2 separate regions of the Homo sapiens genome follow, and region 2 is linked to region 1. A link is a loop called in an ENCODE intact Hi-C map of the cell type or tissue named here. Cell type or tissue: endothelial cell of umbilical vein. All regions are shown on one strand.

What was found. Peaks named below come from ENCODE experiments on the same cell type or tissue, not always from the same donor. Only the 100,000 strongest peaks of a DNase experiment are listed, where the experiment ranks them.
Region 2: it touches region 1 in a loop (4-fold over the local background); 4 of 110 quality-filtered maps call a loop at or near these places.

The regions. Positions count from the first base shown.
Region 1 is chr10:21,361,025-21,369,024 of GRCh38, forward strand. It overlaps LINC02643 (long intergenic non-protein coding RNA 2643), which reads right to left. Exons shown (of 5, transcript NR_155751.1): 3 at 7,473-7,531. Among named protein-coding and RNA genes, the nearest start is that of LINC02643, 7.9 kb to the right of the region's middle. RefSeq lists enhancers at 1,646-2,243, 2,244-2,839. In endothelial cell of umbilical vein, no CTCF peak of the experiment used is centred here; DNase peaks (open chromatin) are centred at 2,467, 3,957 and 5,177; H3K27ac peaks cover 3,900 bases.
Region 2 is chr10:21,312,214-21,320,213 of GRCh38, forward strand. No RefSeq gene overlaps it. Among named protein-coding and RNA genes, the nearest start is that of LINC02643, 57 kb to the right of the region's middle. In endothelial cell of umbilical vein, no CTCF peak of the experiment used is centred here; DNase peaks (open chromatin) are centred at 2,488, 3,318 and 3,888; H3K27ac peaks cover 2,261 bases.

The DNA.
Region 1 (8,000 bases):
TATTAGTCCACTCTCACACTGCTATAAAGTTACTATCCGAGATTGGGTAATTCGTAAACAAAGGAGGTTTAATGGACTCACAGTTCCACATGGCCGGGGAGGCCTCAGGAAACTTACAATCACGGTAGGAGGGGAAGCAGATACCTTCCTCACAAGGCGACAGGAGGAAGGAGAGCAGGGGAAACCTCCACTTACAAAACCATCAGATCTCATGAGAACTCACTCACTATCAGGAGAACAGCATGGGGAAAACCGGCCCCAAGATCCAATCACCTCCTACCAGATCCTTCCCCCGACAAATAGGGATTACAATTCAAGATGAGATTTGGGTGGGGACACATCCAAACCATATCACTGCTATAAGAAAGGGACCCCAAAATGATGACCCCTACAGAAGGGCTGCGTGCAGTGGCTGATGCCTGTAATCCTAGCACTTTAGGAGGCCAACGCGGGTGGATCACCTGAGATCAGGAGTTCGAGACCAGCCTGACCAGCGTGGTGAAACCCCATCTATACTAAAAACACAAAATTAGCCAGGTGTGGTGGTGCATGCCTGTAATCCCAGCTACTTGGAAGGCTGAGGCAGGAGAATCGCTTGAACCCAGGAGGCAGAGGTTGCAGTGAGCCGAGATCCCAACATTGCACTACAGCCTGGGCAAGAAGAGCGAAACTCTGTCTCAAAAAAAAAAAAAAAAAAAAATTAGCCTGGTGTGGTGGTGCATGCCTGTAGTCCTAGCTACTCAAGAGGCTGAAGCGGAAGGATCGCTTGAGCCCAGGAGTTTGAGGCTACAGTGAGCTATGAATGCACCACTGCACTCCAGCCTGGGTGACAGAGAGAGACCCTGTCTCAAAATAAATAAATGAGTAAATAAATAAATAAACTATACAGAAGTTCATTCTGGTGTCATTTCCAGAGGTGAGCGCAGTGGGGTACAGGGTGGTGAGGCCACTCTGCTCCAGGAGGTCCTCATTCTCATTGTTCCACCACCTGGTAGGGAGGGATCCTTGCCTGAATGGTCAGACTGGCTCACCATAGCATCTGCATTCCTTCCCAAAGGAGGGGAAAGGGGGAGGAAGTCAAAGGTGAGCAATTTCTCTTTAAGAAAATGATGTGGAAGTTGCACACCTCACTTCAACTCACAACCCAGTGGTAAGAACTTAGATAGCCTCAACTGTTTGTAAAAAAGAGGCTGAGCACTGTAGCCTCTACCTGGGAACTCTAGCCTCTACCTGCTAAACCTCAGGGAGAGGGGTGTACACACCAAAAGAAAGGAGGGGAGGCTGGCTGCTAGTCCATAGTTGCAATTTATGCTACAAAGAGCCTTTATTTATTTATTTTTTTTTTTTAGAGATAGCATCTCACTGTCACCCAGGCTGCAGTACAGTGCTGCAATTATAACTCACTGCAGCCTCAGTCTCCTGGGTTGGGATCCTCCCACCCCAGCCTCCCAGTAGCTGGGACTACAGGTGCATACCACCATGCCTGGCTAATTTTTTTTTTTTTTTTTTGTGGTAGAGATGGAGGTCTCACTATGTTGTCCAAGCTGGTCTCAAAGTCCTGGCCTCAAGCAATCCTCCCACCTCAGCTTCCCAAAATTCTGGGATTATAGGCATGAGCCACTGCACCAGGCCCAAATACACATTTTAAACGGCATGTTTCTAACTCAATTTTTATTTTTTTTCTTTTGGAGACAGACGTTTGCTTTGTTACCCAGACTGGAGTACAGTGGTGTCAAATCAGCTCACTGCAACCTCCACCACCCCAGTTCAAGCAATACACCCACCTCAGCTTCCCAAGTAGCTGGGACCACAGGCATGCACCACCATGCCCAGCTAATTTTTTATATTTTTAGTAGAGACGGGGTTTCGCCATGTTGGTCAGGCTGGTCTTGAACTCCCGGCCTCAAGTGATCTGCCCGCCTCAGCTTCCCAAAGTGTTGGGATTACAGGCATGTGCCACTGCGCCTGGCTTCTAACTTAAAATTTTATATTCTTTTCTGTCTACCCACTTTCAAAATATGATTGATGAGGCACAGCCAGAGGCCACCAGAAGCTGGAAAGGCAAGGTTCCTCCCCTAGAGCCTCTGAAGGGAGTGCAGCCCTGCCCGTACCTTGATTTCAGCCCAGTAACACTGATTTTGGACTTCCAGCCTCCAGATCTATGAGGGGATAAGTTTCTGTTGTAAACGACTCAGTTGTAGTAATTTGTTACAGAAGCCACAGGAAGTGAATACAGTGACACTGTCTGTGACTTTGGCCTTGGAAATTTTTTCATAGCCATGGCCCTGAGCCAAAATGTTCCATCCTGATTCTAACTTAACCTATAAATTGGAGTTAGTGATTTGAATCTAGCTGAGCATTTACCTAACAAAAAGAAGTCTCTAAATCTTTCTAAGCAAAAGGAGTGGGCTGTCATTGATATTTAGTTTCCTAAAACCCAGTATAAACAAGGGTGCCCTGTTTGGGGAATTCGAGGGTAGAAAGAGAGAAGAAAATTCTCAAAGTTCATTTTTACTCATTAACTCCTCCCATAATATTCACTGGACACCTGCCATGGGCCAGGCACTGAGCTTGGAACTGGGAAACAACCATGTATATAAAACAAAGTTCCCCCGAGTGGCTCTCAGTCTAGTTCAGCTTTCAGGGAGGGAGAGAGAAAAAGAAAGAAGGCCAAGATGGATACATAAATCTGAGAAACTCACTTTATAAAACGATGCGCAAAACTATGTGAAATACTCCATGACATTTCTCTAAACCTTATAATACCATCTGTGAACAAAACAAATGTTTTGGGCAAAAAAAGAAGCCTTCCTGAATGTGGAAATCAAGCCAGGAAGAAGGTCAGCATGTTACCTGACACAGAACAAGCCCCAGGGCAGACACAGAAATGAAGCAACCCAAAGCACAAGACATTAAGAGGGAATAAAAAAAAAAAAAAGCACAGCACAGTATGTGAGGCAAAGGACCTCAAAATCATATATAAAAGACACAAACATGTATGAGTTTATTAATTTCCGAAGCTGAAATCTTTTTCTCAACTGAGTCAAATGAATTAAAAACTAAATTACCATATTCATCAAGCCATCTACATAAAACAATTTCCCTACATTTAAAACCGACTGCAACCCAAATTCTGCTAGAGGTTGTCAGTCTGAAGCTCACACAATTATCTTCATATATCGGGGGTGAGGGGAGTCGTAATAATCTAGGGCACAAACCTGAATTGCCCAAGGGAACTGACTACATAATCAAATTATCCAGTTCAAAGGGCAAGTTGTATAATTCAAGACCGTAAAGTAAAAGTCCTCCTGTGTTGTTTAATAGTAAGTTTCCATTGCTGACTATTTTCGTGTGAAATTACCTTGCTTCTCCATTTTCTTTTGCATTTTTAGACACAATCAGTGGAAATTTTTTCCACTGGAAAGTAGCAAAGTGACAAGCATTCTTGCTAAAGAAATCTAGTATCACACATTCTGACAAATCTCTTTGGAATCCTCACTTCATTCAAAGATTCAAGCTCGCCTGGCAGACCGGTGGGACAGGCCAGCAGGAATCCTATTTGCCTTAGGGCCTGAATAGCTTCCTGGGAAATTCTGCCACCCAAGGGAAGCTCTCAAAGGTCAGACGTCAGCTTGGCCCAGTAACAATGACTCCCTGGTCCCAGAGGAAGGGTGATTCTGAGTGCAGCCGGATCTGTGAATTAGATTTGTTCACTAGCCCAGCCCCCATGGACTCATGTCAGAATCTTAGAGAGGGGTCTAAAAAACTACAACAGCAGTTTTTACTAAAATTCACTGATCAACTTTGACATCACTGGAAGTAGAAAGCCAGACATTATGTGTCTCTTGACGAGGTGCATGGGAAAGTCCGCTGCATCACCAAAAAAGTAATAACAATAATAACTGAATCAGAATCTCATCAAGCCTCCAGGCCTCATTATCACCAGTTTACAGGAATAGAAGGAGCCTAGGAGCATTGTTGAACAACACCATGATAACGCAATCAGCCAAATCCAGGATGTGGAAAATTCCACAGGACAAATGATCAGCTTCCTTTACCAAATACAGAGTTCTAAAATGGGATAGTAAGAATTATTGTAGGTAGCAAGAGACTCAGGAGACATAACCAACTACATGTGTGTACTGTCTTTAGATCCAGATTCAAACAAACCATCTGCGCAAAGATATTTGTGAGACAATTGGAGAAAATGGAACATACACTGAGAATTAGGTAATGTTAAGAAATTATTGGGGGATTTTTAGGGATGATAATATTATTGGGCTTATATTGGGAGAAGAGTCCTTTGCCTTTTAAAGATAGTAATTAAGTACTTCAGGCCGGGAGCAGTGGCCCACCCCTGTAATCCCAGCAATTTGGGAGGCTGAGGCAGGCAGATAATCTGAGGTTAGGGGTTCAAGACCAGCCTGGTCAACATGGCGAAACCCCGTCTCTACTAGAAGTACAAAAATTAGCAGGGTGTGGTGGTTGTAGCCTGTAATTCCAGCTACTCGGGAGGCTGAGGCAGGAGAATCACTTGAACCTGGGAGGTGGAGGTCACAGTGAGCCGAGATCACGCCATTGCACTCCAGCCTGGGCAACAAGAGCGAAACTCCATCTAAAAAAATACTACTAATAGGCCGGGCACCGTGGCTCACGCCTGTAATCCCAGCACTTTGGGAGGCCAAGGCGGGCAGATCATGAGGTCAGGAGATCGAGACCATCCTGGCTAACACAGTGAAACCTCGTCTCTGCTAAAAATACAAAAAATTAGCCGGGCGTGGTTGCAGGCATCTGTAGTACCAGGTACTTGGGAGGCTGAGGCAGGAGAATGGCCTGAACCTGGGAGGTGGAGCTTGCAGTGAGCCGAGATCGCGCCACTGCACTCCAGCCTGGGCGACAGAGCAAGACTCCGTCTAAAAAAAAATTAATTAATTTAAAAATAATAATAATAATTAAGTATGTGGCCGGGCACAGTGCCTCATGCCTGTAATCCCAGCACATTGGGAGACCGAGGCAGGCAGCTTGCTTGAACCCAGGGGTTCTAGACCAGCCGGGACAATGTAGTGATACCTTATCTCTACAAAAAAATAAAAAATTAACCAGGCATGGTGGTGCATGCCCATGGTCCCAACTATCTAGGAGACAGAGGTGGGAGGATCACTTCAGCCCAGAAGTTCAAAGCTACAGTGAGTCATGATCACGTCACTGCACTCCAGCCTGGGTGACAGAGCAAGAACCTGTATCAAACAACAATAATAATAAAACCAGACACGATGGCTCACCCCTGTAATTCCAGCACTTTGGGAGGCCGAGGCAGGCAGATCACTTGAGGTCGGAAGTTCCAGACCAGCCTGACCAACATGGAGAAACCCCATCTCCACTAAAAATACAAAATTAGCCGGGCATGGTGGTGCATGCCTGTAATCCCAGCTACTTGGGAGGCTGAGGCAGAATTGCTTGAACCCGGGAGGTGGAGGTTGCAGTGAGCCAAGATGGCACCGTTGCACTCCAGCCTGGGCAACAAGAGTAAAACTCTGTCTCAAAAAAAAATAATAAATAATAATAATAACAACAATAATAATTAAGTATTTCAGGGTAAAATGATAGGATGTCTGGGATTTGTTTCAAAATATTTCAGTGGGAGGGTGGGGAGGATGATGAGGAAGGATCAGTTGAGTAGATAAAACAAGAATGATATTGTTTTATTGATAACTATTGCAATTGGCCAATGTCTGCTGGTGATTCATTATACTATTCTCTCTATGTTTGAATATGTTTTAAGCTTCTATGACACTATTTTCTTTTTTTTTTTTTTGAGACAGAGTTTCGCTCTTGTCTCCCAGGCTGGAGTGCAGTGGCGTGATCTCAGCTCACTGCAACCTCTGCCTCCCAGGTTCAAGCAATTCTTCTGCCTCAGCCTCCCAAATAGCTGGGATTACAGGTGCCTGCCACCACACCCAGCTAATTTCTTGTATTTTTAATAGAGACGGGTTTTGCCATGTTGGCCACGCTGGTCTCAAACTCCTGACCTTCGGTGATCTGCCCACGTCAGCCTCCCAAAGTGCTGGGATTACAGGCGTGAGCCACCATACCCAGCCTATGAAACTATTTTCAAAGAGTACATAAAGCCCCATCTCACCTTCACTCTTACCTCCCATTACTGTGCCTCATCAACTCTTTGCCCTAGATATCTTTGCACCTACCACCACACTCTCTAGAAAAACACTTATCTGAACTGTCCTTCAATGCCCAATTCAAATTCCTGCTTCCTCTTCAAAGGCTTCCCTGATAGTCCCCAAAAGCATGAGCCCTCTCTCTTTTCTGAACTCTCATAGCACTTCAACTCAGTTGGTATCTGTCATCATTAGCTTTTTCTTTTTAATTAATTAATTTTTTTTAGACGGGGTCTCGCTCTATGCCCAGGCTGGAGTGCAATGGCATGCTCATGGTTCTCTGCAGCCTAGGCCGCCCAGGCTCAAGTGATTTTCCCACCTCAGCCTCCCTAGAAGCTAGGACTACAGGTGCATACCACCATGCCTGGCTAATTTTTTTTTTTTTTTTTGAGACGGAGTTTCGCTCTTGTCGCTCAGGCTGCAGTGCGGTGGCGCAATCTTGGCTCACTGCAATCTCCACCTCCCAAATTCAAGCAATTCTCCTGCCTCAGCCTCCCAAGTAGCTGGGATTACAGGCATGTACCACCATACCCAGCTAATTTTGTATTTTTAGTAGAGATGGGTTTTCATCAGGTCGGTCAGGCTGTTCTTGAACTCCTGACCTCAGTTGATCTGCCTGCCTCAGCCTCCCAAAGTGCTGGGATTACAGGCATGAGCGATTACGCCCGGCCAATGCCTGGCTAATTTGTGTGTGTTATTTTGTAGAGACAGAGTTTCACCATATTGCCCAGACTAGTCTCGAGCTCATGGGCTCAAGCAATCTGCCTGCCTCGGCCTCCCAAAGTGCTGGGATTACAGGTGTGAGCCACTGCGCCCAGCTGTTTTATTTTCTTGATTAGCTTTTTCTCATTTTGCACCCCTGACTGGATCTGAAGCCCTCATAACACTGGCCACATGCTTGTTTGTTATTCTCTTAGCATGACCGCTTCACCCCGGAATCTGTCCAAAATAATTTTGACGAATGAATAAATGATGGCAATGGCTCTTGAAAAGTGCTGACCTAAAGGACAACACACTAAGATAAGAATCTGGAAATCTGAGTGAGTCCTTGCATTAGGCAGGGTTACCAGGGATACAAAACTCATTCTGGTTGAAGCAAAAAGCTGGAATGCATTGATTCCAATAACTAGAAAGAAGAGGTGTAGATTCAGAGACCTCATGGTATTTTCGGTTGCCTCTCCACTTCCCCTTTTCTCCAGCTCTAGGTTTGGTTGTGACAAACTCTGCTCTTAGCCCAGCTTTGCAAACTGGAAGGAAAAATAAAGTAATTTTTTTCTCCCAACACGCACATATACATACCTCAATGTAAGTTTCTGATTGGTCCAGATCGCGTCTCCTGCCTGTTCTTAGGCCAATCACTGTGGTGAAGGGAACGAGACACTGTGATTGGCCAGATCTGGATCACAGGTTCTCCCTGTGGCCAGCAAACAGGCAGACCCATGAGAATGGCATAGTCAAGAGAGTGACAGTTTCCCCAAGAGAAAGAGAAGTGCAGTTGCTAAAAGGATGGAGGAAACGAATCCCGAGCAGAACCCCTCCTCCCCTCCCCTGCGAAACAAATGACTCTGGACCAACTATCTAGTAACAACATAATAATTGTCACGACTTGTTGAGCTCTTACTATTATCAGAGAACGCGCCAGTACTTTGTAATGTAAATATAATTACCTTTATAAAGCAATGTATATACATCTAGCCCTCTGAACAACTCAAAAGGTAGATGTTATTAGGCCCATTTCACGGATACTAAAACTGAGACTTAAATAGGCCAATGGACCTGTTCAAGGACCTGCTGTTTGCCACAATTGCTTCTTTGTGCTTCAATTTT
Region 2 (8,000 bases), 49 kb before region 1:
GTGTGCCACCACACCCGGCTAATTTTTGTATTTTTAGTAGAGACGGGGCTTCACTATGTTGGTCAGGCTGGTCTCAAACTTCTAACCTCAGGCGATCCACCCACCTCAGCCTCCCAAAATGCTACAATTATAGGCGTGAGCCACTGCACCTGGCCAAATATTTATCATTTCTATGTGTTGGAAATATTTCAAGTCCTCTCTTCTATCTGCTTTGAAATATACTACACATTCTTGCTGGCTATAGTCGGCTCCACTATCAAACATCATAATTTGTTTCTTCTAGGCCAGGCGTGGTGGCTCACGCCTGTAATCCCAGCACTTTGGGAGGCCAAGGCAGGCAGATCACCTGAGGTCGGGAGTTCGAGACCAGCCTGACCAACATGGAGAAACCCCGTCTCTACTAAAAATACAAAAACATTAGCCAGCATGGTAGCACATGCCTGTAATCTCAGCTACTCAGGAGGCTGAGGCAGGAGAATCGCTTGAACCCGGGAGGCAGAGGTTGCAGTGAGCCAAGATCGCGCCATTGCACTCCAGCCTGGGCAACAAGAGTGAAATTTGATCTCAAAAAAAACACACACAAAAAACAGAACTTGTTTCTTCTGCCTAACTGCATGTTCCTGCCCATTCACAACCTCTCTTCCTCCCCCTCCCACCCACACCTCCTTCCCAGCCTCTGGTATCTATGATTCTGCACCACACAGTCCTCCCTTTTTATATCTGCCTCGTTGTAAGTCTTTCCCTTCTAGCCTCCATCAACCCATTGTCCCAACATCTGGCAAGCAGATTCCTTCGTTTCTGTTTGAACATCTGTTCCTCTACCACCCCACAGGCCTTCACACTTACCCATCCCCAGTCTTCCACCTGGAGCCTCAAGCTTACATCCTAGAGCACCCCAATTCCTCCTCACTTCAGCCTCCACCTCCCCCTACCCACCTAACAAGACAAAGTACACAAGCCATCGCTGATTTCAACATAACCATTAGATTTTGCTGAACTTAATTTTTTCTTCTGAATGAGACAATAGGCTATTTATTTGATTTTATTTGTGAGATGGAGTCTCGCTCTGTTGCCCAGGCTGGAGTGCAGTGGCGCAATCTCGGCTCACTGCAAGCTCTGCCTTCTGGGTTCACGCCTTTCTCCTGCCTCAGCCTCCCGAGTAGCTGGGACTACAGGCGCCCGCCACCGCGCCCAGCTAATTTTTTGTATTTTTAGTAGAGATGGGGTTTCACCATGGTCTTGATCTCCTGTCCTTGTGATCCGCCCACCTCGGCCTCCCAAAGTACTGGGATTACAGGCGTGAGCCACTGCGCCCGGCGACAATAGGCTATTTATTTAGTTATTTAGAGACAGGGTCTTGCTCTGTTGCCCATGCTGGAGTACAGTTGCTCAGTCATAGCTCACTGCAGCCTTGAGCTCCTGGGCTCAAGTGATCCTCCCACCTCAGCCTCCCAAATAGCTAGGACCGCAAGTTATTATTTTTTTAGAGATAGGGTCTCACTATGTTGCCCAGGCTGATGATTCTCTATTTAGTAAGTATTTAAGAGCTGTACAAATGTCAGACATGATTTTCAGTTCAGGTGAGCCCCCAGCTGTGCTGGGGCCTCTTGCTCTTTGGGACAGCACTGGCCTGTGGTCAAGCCAATGAGCTCAACACAGGACCGGCTGCTCGGTCCTCGCGCACAGCCTGGCCCCAGGAAGGCAAGGCCCCAGAAGCCACTCAACCAGTGGAAACAGCGAGGCTTATGGTAAGGTGAGAGGGACTGCCAGTACTTAGTACGTCTAAAGACCCTTCTGTTGTTTTCCTTCAAACATCTTCCAAAGGGGAATATCTTAGAAAAACCTGAGCGCATTCAAAGAACAAAGATGTGAGAGGGGCTGGAAAATAGGACCCATGAGGAATGGGGAAAAGAAGCTATGATTCTTAGTCAGGAGAAGAGAAAGCCTAGAGGCCACTTAACAATGGCCTGCAAGGTTTAAAGCGATATTCCTCCGAGAATGGAGACCAGCTGTTCACCATCTCCAGCAAGGACAGAACAAAAGGCAATGAGCTTCGGCTTCCACACGAGTGATTTAAGCTGGAAAATAATCTCTGCCAATGAGGATATCAGACTTGGGATAAGTTATCAAGGGAGATCAGGGGCTCTCCTCTGGAGTTCTTCAAAAAGCAAAGAGGCCCGTTTTCCTGGGCGGGTCAGGTGCGATCTGGCAGCAGCCAGAGGGGAGGAGAGGAAGGTTGGGGGAGGCTCTGGGTCCTCTCCAGCCGTAGGAGTCCATGACTTTGTTTTTCAAATAGTCTCCACTTTTGTCCTTGCGGTCTCTCCAGCAGCATAATAGTTTTTTGGACTCTGGCATTTGCAGGATTGAGGCAGGGGAGAGGTGAAAGCAAAGGCATGCAAAGAATGAGAAGAGAAGAATGAAAGGAAGAGAAATTGATTAATTTTCCATGGGAGAGGCAGGGAGAAACTGCAAATAACTAAGCACAGGCCCTTAGTAACTGTCAGTTTCTAAAGTAAGAATCTCTCACTTTCTCATATGAAAATTAGCTTCCATATATATATACACACTAATTGGTTCTTCTTTTCCTTTCTTGCTGGGTTTCCTGGCCTCCTTTTGAATCCTTTGTACATTCCCTTTACACCTTCAATATTAGCCTGTTTCAGTTTCCTGTACAACAAAAGCCAAAGACAGATTCTTCTTATTGAATCCAACACTTTACAAATCCAAAGCCCAAACCTTTATCATAACATTACCCGTCTATGAAATGCAAACCCAGCCCCTGATTCGTATATATTTTTCCTGTTTTTAATCCTTTAAGGCCTTGGGTGTCTCTCCAGCCTTTGGCCTCCTTTATTAAGCCCGATGCTAACAGCTGACTCCTATGACCCCGGAGCCAGTGTCTTTGAAGTGCACGGGCACTCAGGGACAGCCACACCCACCGGGCTGAACCCCCCAGGAACGTCCCCCCACCCCACCCCTGCCTCCCCGTGGGTGGCTGCACTCGGGTATGGGAGAGTGACATTGTCCATCTCTGCATCTGCTCCCACGCGGGTTTTGGCTGCTCAGGCTCAGAGACAGCCCTGAGAATGACAAGAAGGAAAGGTTGCTTGTCTTGTATTTCATCCAGAGCCTGGTGGTCTGCTCTGGGGTGACCCAGCCTCAGGACTTCCTTCCTCAGGCAGCTTCGATGGTGAGCACTAGGATGTGAGCCCCACCAGAGCTGAGCCTCATCTGTCCTGCTCACTGTGTGCCTAGAAGAGTATCTGGCACATGTCGGAGAGCAATCAGTATTCACAAGCAAATGCCAGAGCAGGAAAGGGCTTGCCCAGGCTGGAGTGTAGTGGTATGATCATGACTCACTGCAGCCTTGACCTCCAGGCTCAAGCAATCCTCCACCTCAGCCTCCTTAGCTGGGACTACAGGCCTGTGCCACTACACCCCACTAATTTTTTTTTTTAGAGACAGGGTCTTACTATGTTACCCAGGCTGGTCTCAAACTCCTGGTCTCAAACAATCCTCCCACCTCGGCTTCCTGAAGTGCTGGAGTTACAGACGTGAGCCAATGTGCCTGGCCCATTCTCACCTCTTGTTGCAGACAGAGGAGGTTCCAGGCCTTTTTCTAGGGTTTTTGTGACTGTCAAAGACCTATCTGTACCCCTGGAAAGAAAGACCTCATCTGGTCAATTAGTCCATGCTAAAATGTTAATGGTACTAATGGGTTAATTCATTCTCTCTTGTGCACTCTCTCTCTCTCTGTCAGAGCCTGACCTCCCCCCTAGACTCCTCCCCCTTGCCTTGCTGGGCAATAGCCATTCATCCCCAGATGCAGAGCAGAAAGGAGCCTCCTCCGCCACTAACCCTTGAATTCTTGAGCTGAGGCCAAGAACCAGGCAGCCGGAACAGAACCAGTTGAGATTAGAGTTTCACACATCTTCCAAGGACAGATTCTGCTGGCTGCCCCGGGAACCCACATAGCCTTGCCCAAGCAGAGAGAACACAGAGCCAGCCCTGCAGAAGATGTAGGGAGCAAGACAGTGACTCTCTCAGGGGCCTCAGGGGGTCTTGTCATCACCCCAGCCTGGGACTGTGGCAAGTCTTCACCCTCGGAGCCAGGCTGTGCTGCCCAAGACTGCCCAGGGTGAGAGAAACAGGGCAAAACCAACCAACAGATGGTGTTTCTAGCTCCCTAACCTGCTGTGTATGCCCCAGAAGCACTGGGGAACTTTTTGGTTTTTTATTTTTGTTTGTTTCATATTTAATTGTTTATATCGAATTTGTTATTCATGGGGTACATGTAGAATTTTGCTACATTGATATACCACATTGTGGTGAAGACAGGCCTTCAATGCATCCATCACTAGAACACACTTTATATCCACCAAGCAACCTCCCATCCCTCCCACCCGCTTACACCTCCAAGTCTCCAGCGTCTATTATTTTGCATTCTATGTCCCTGGGTCCATATTATTCAACTCCCACTTATAAGTGAGAACATGCAATGTCTTTCTGTTTCTGAGTTCTTTCACTTAAGATAATGGACTCCAGTTCCATCCATGTTGCTGCAAAAGACATTGTTTCTTTTTTATGCCTGAATAGTATTCTGTTGTGTATTTTTTTTTTTTTTTTTTGAGACGGAGTCTCGCTCTGTCGCCCAGCCTGGAGTGCAGTGGCGCGATCTTGGCTCACTGCAAGCTCCGCCTCCCGGGTTCACGCCATTGTCCTGCCTCAGCCTCCCAAGTAGCTGGGACTACAGGTGCCCACCACCACGCCCGGCTAATTTTTTTTGTATTTTTAGTAGAGACGGGGTTTCACCGTGTTAACCAGGATGGTCTTGATCTCCTGACCTCGTGATCCATCCGCCTCGGCCTCCCAAAGTGCTGGGTTACAGGCGTGAGCCACTGTTGTGTATTTAGAGTGCATTTTCAGGCGCCCGGCCTCTGTTGTGTATTTAGAGTGCATTTTCTTTAGCCAGCCCTCCGTTGATGGTCACTTAGGTTGATTCCATGACTCTGCTATTGTGAATAGTGCTGCAATAAACATATGAGCACAGGTATTTTTTTATATATAAAATGATTTCTTTTTTTGCGGGGGTAGATACCCAGTAGCAAGGTTGCTGAAGTGTATGGTGGTTCTATTTTTATAATCTCCACACTGTTTTCAACGAGGGGCTTTTTCTTTTTTTTTTTTTGAGATGGAATCTCACTCTGTCGCCCAGGCTGGAGTCCAGTGGGACCATGTCGGCACACTGCAACCTCCATCTCCTGGGTTCAAGCAATTCTGCCTCAGCCTCCTGAGTAGCTGCGATTACAGGCGCCCACCACCACACCCGGCTAAATTTTTTATATTTTTATTAGAGACAGGGTTTCACCATGTTGGCCAGGCTGGTCTTGAACTCCTGACCTCAGGTGATCCACCCGCCTCAGCCTCCCAAACTGCTGGAATTACAGTCGTGAGTCACTGCGCCCGGCCTTTTTTTTTTTTTTTTTTTTCTGAGACGGAGTCTCACTCTGTCCCCCAGGCTAGAGTGCAATGGTGCGATCTTGGCTCACTGCAACCTCTGCCTCCCAGGTTCAAGCGATTCTCCTGCCTCAGCCTCCAGAGTAGCTGGGATTCCAGACACCCACCACCACGTCCAGCTAGTTTTTGTATTTATAATAGAGATGGGGTTTCACCATTTGGGCCAGGCTGGTCTCAAACTCGTGACCTCAGATGATCCACCCACCTCCACCTCCCAAAGTCCTGGGATTACAGGCATGAGCCACCACTCCCAGCCCAACCAGGAGCTTTTTAAAAGTAGATCCACTGTGTCCTGGCCCAAATCCACCAGCTGCCTCAGAGTCTCACAGGCTAGGCCTGTGTTTTTAAGAATGCTGTGAGTGATTCTGACATACAACCCAGCTTAGGAATAACAGCCCCACTAGGCTGGCTGACTCACCTTCCCTCTCATCTTTCTAGGACTCTGTTTTCCCCATTGCGGGGGATTTCGGCTCATCAAGTTACACCAATTGACTCTCAGCATCACTGAGCTTTTTCTTTCACATCCAGGGTGAGTTTAAGTCAGTGCTTCTCTGGGTCTCACAGGAGTGGACATTCTAAAGCCAGCATCTCCTCTGAGTAACTCACTCCCCGATGATGGGAGTTTGACTTTTCCTTGGTTATGAGTTACAGGATGAAAGTCAGGTGCAAACACTTATTTCTTCAAGCCAACAAATCCTAGCACCTCCTCGATCTCAGAGAAGGTCAGCAGACATGTGTGTGCCACGTTTCTTCATCTCAAGAGCTGTGTATCATAGTGGGAAACTGGACTTGCAAATGGCTATGCAGGAAGAGAAGGCTGTGTGAGTGTCGGCCCCTGGGTAGAGGCTGTCTTTGTTGAAACCGTGGTGCCCCGACAAAAGCCGGAAAGCGAATCTCCTTCTACTGCACCTGCAGGCTCTGGGCCCAAGCATGTTCCGGGCGAGAGGATATTTAGGGATTTCTGGGTTTAGCTTTCTCCGTTTTGCCGTTCAGTTCACTCTGGCCCTGGCTGTCTCCAAAGGAGAGGACTGATACCATGGGATTAAGTCCTTATGTTCAAGCTCCGGTCTGGGAAGCTGAGTCTCCATCTTTTTCTGAGGCCAAGGCATTGTTCTGACAACTGCCCTTGACTCCAGTTCCTTCAGGATGAGGGCCGTGGCTTTTCTTGCCCACTCTTCTGCTCCTGAATCCTTCCTCGCAGCCTCTAACCACACTGCTAGCCCTCATCTCTGGCTTGCTGCCAATTTCCTCTGGCACTATCCTCCCTAGCTGGCTGCAAACCCACCTGTTGTTTTTTGGGTTTTTTAGAGATGGGGTCTCGCTCTGTTGCAATCATAGCTCACTGCAGCATCGAACTCTTGGGCTCGACAATCCTCCCACCTCAACCTCCTAAATAGCTGAGACTATAGGTGCCCACCACCACATCTGGCTTATTTTTTTATTTTTTTGTAAGAGATGGAGTCTCACTAGATTACCCAGGCTGCTCTCAAACTCCTGGCCTCAAGGGATCCTCCCACTTCTGCCTCCCAAAGTGCTGGGATTACAGGCATGAGCCCCAGTGCCCGATCGCCACTTGTTTTCTCTTGCTTACTCTCCCTGACCCTGGGCATCTGCCCTTAGAAATGTCGTTGTCCCCAGCTGCGCCAGCTCCTGATCCCACGCTCTGCCTGCTTCATTTTCTGCTGTTCCCTTCATCTATCCTTCTCCCATCCCTCAATCCCCCCTCCCCCAGCCATTCTACCTCTGATGTGTTATTTGATAATATGAATCGGAATTTGAAAGGACACAGAGGATTTCATGTGTAAAGGACGCACTGTTTCCTTTATTTACTATTACTGCCGTGCAATCAGTTGCCCTTTTAAACAATGATTCCTCCTTACACAATGCTCTTTTAATGTTTTCATCCCTATAAGATGAGTGTTCCTTGATACAAATAGCAGTTGCCACTTCCTTTATGGATGTAATGATTAGAGAATGTTCCTTTATAAAAGTTCTCAGCCCTTACTGTGCCTCATAATTGCCTGGGATGCTTTATAAAACCCTATGGTCTGGGGCCAGCTGCGGTGGCTCACGCCTGTAATCCCAGCACTTTGGGAGGCGGAGGCAGGCAGATTTCGAGGTCAGGAGATCGAGACCATCCTTGCTAAAACAGTGAAACCCCGTCTCTACTAAAATACAAAAAATTAGCCGGGCGTGGTGGCGGGCGCCTGTAGGCCCAGCTACTCGGGAGGCTGAGGCAGGAGAATGGCGTGAACCTGGGAGGCGGAGCTTGCAGTGAGCCGAGATCGCGCCACTGTGCACTCCAGGCTGGGCGACAGAGCGAGACCCCGTCTCAAAAAAAAAAAAAAAAAAAAAAAAAACACATGGTCTGGGCACCACCTTCAGATATTTCAGTTCAATTGGTCTAAAGTCGGGTTCTGTATCCATATTTTAAAAATACTCTGGCTGGGCACGGTGGCTCATGCCTGTAATCCCAGCACTTT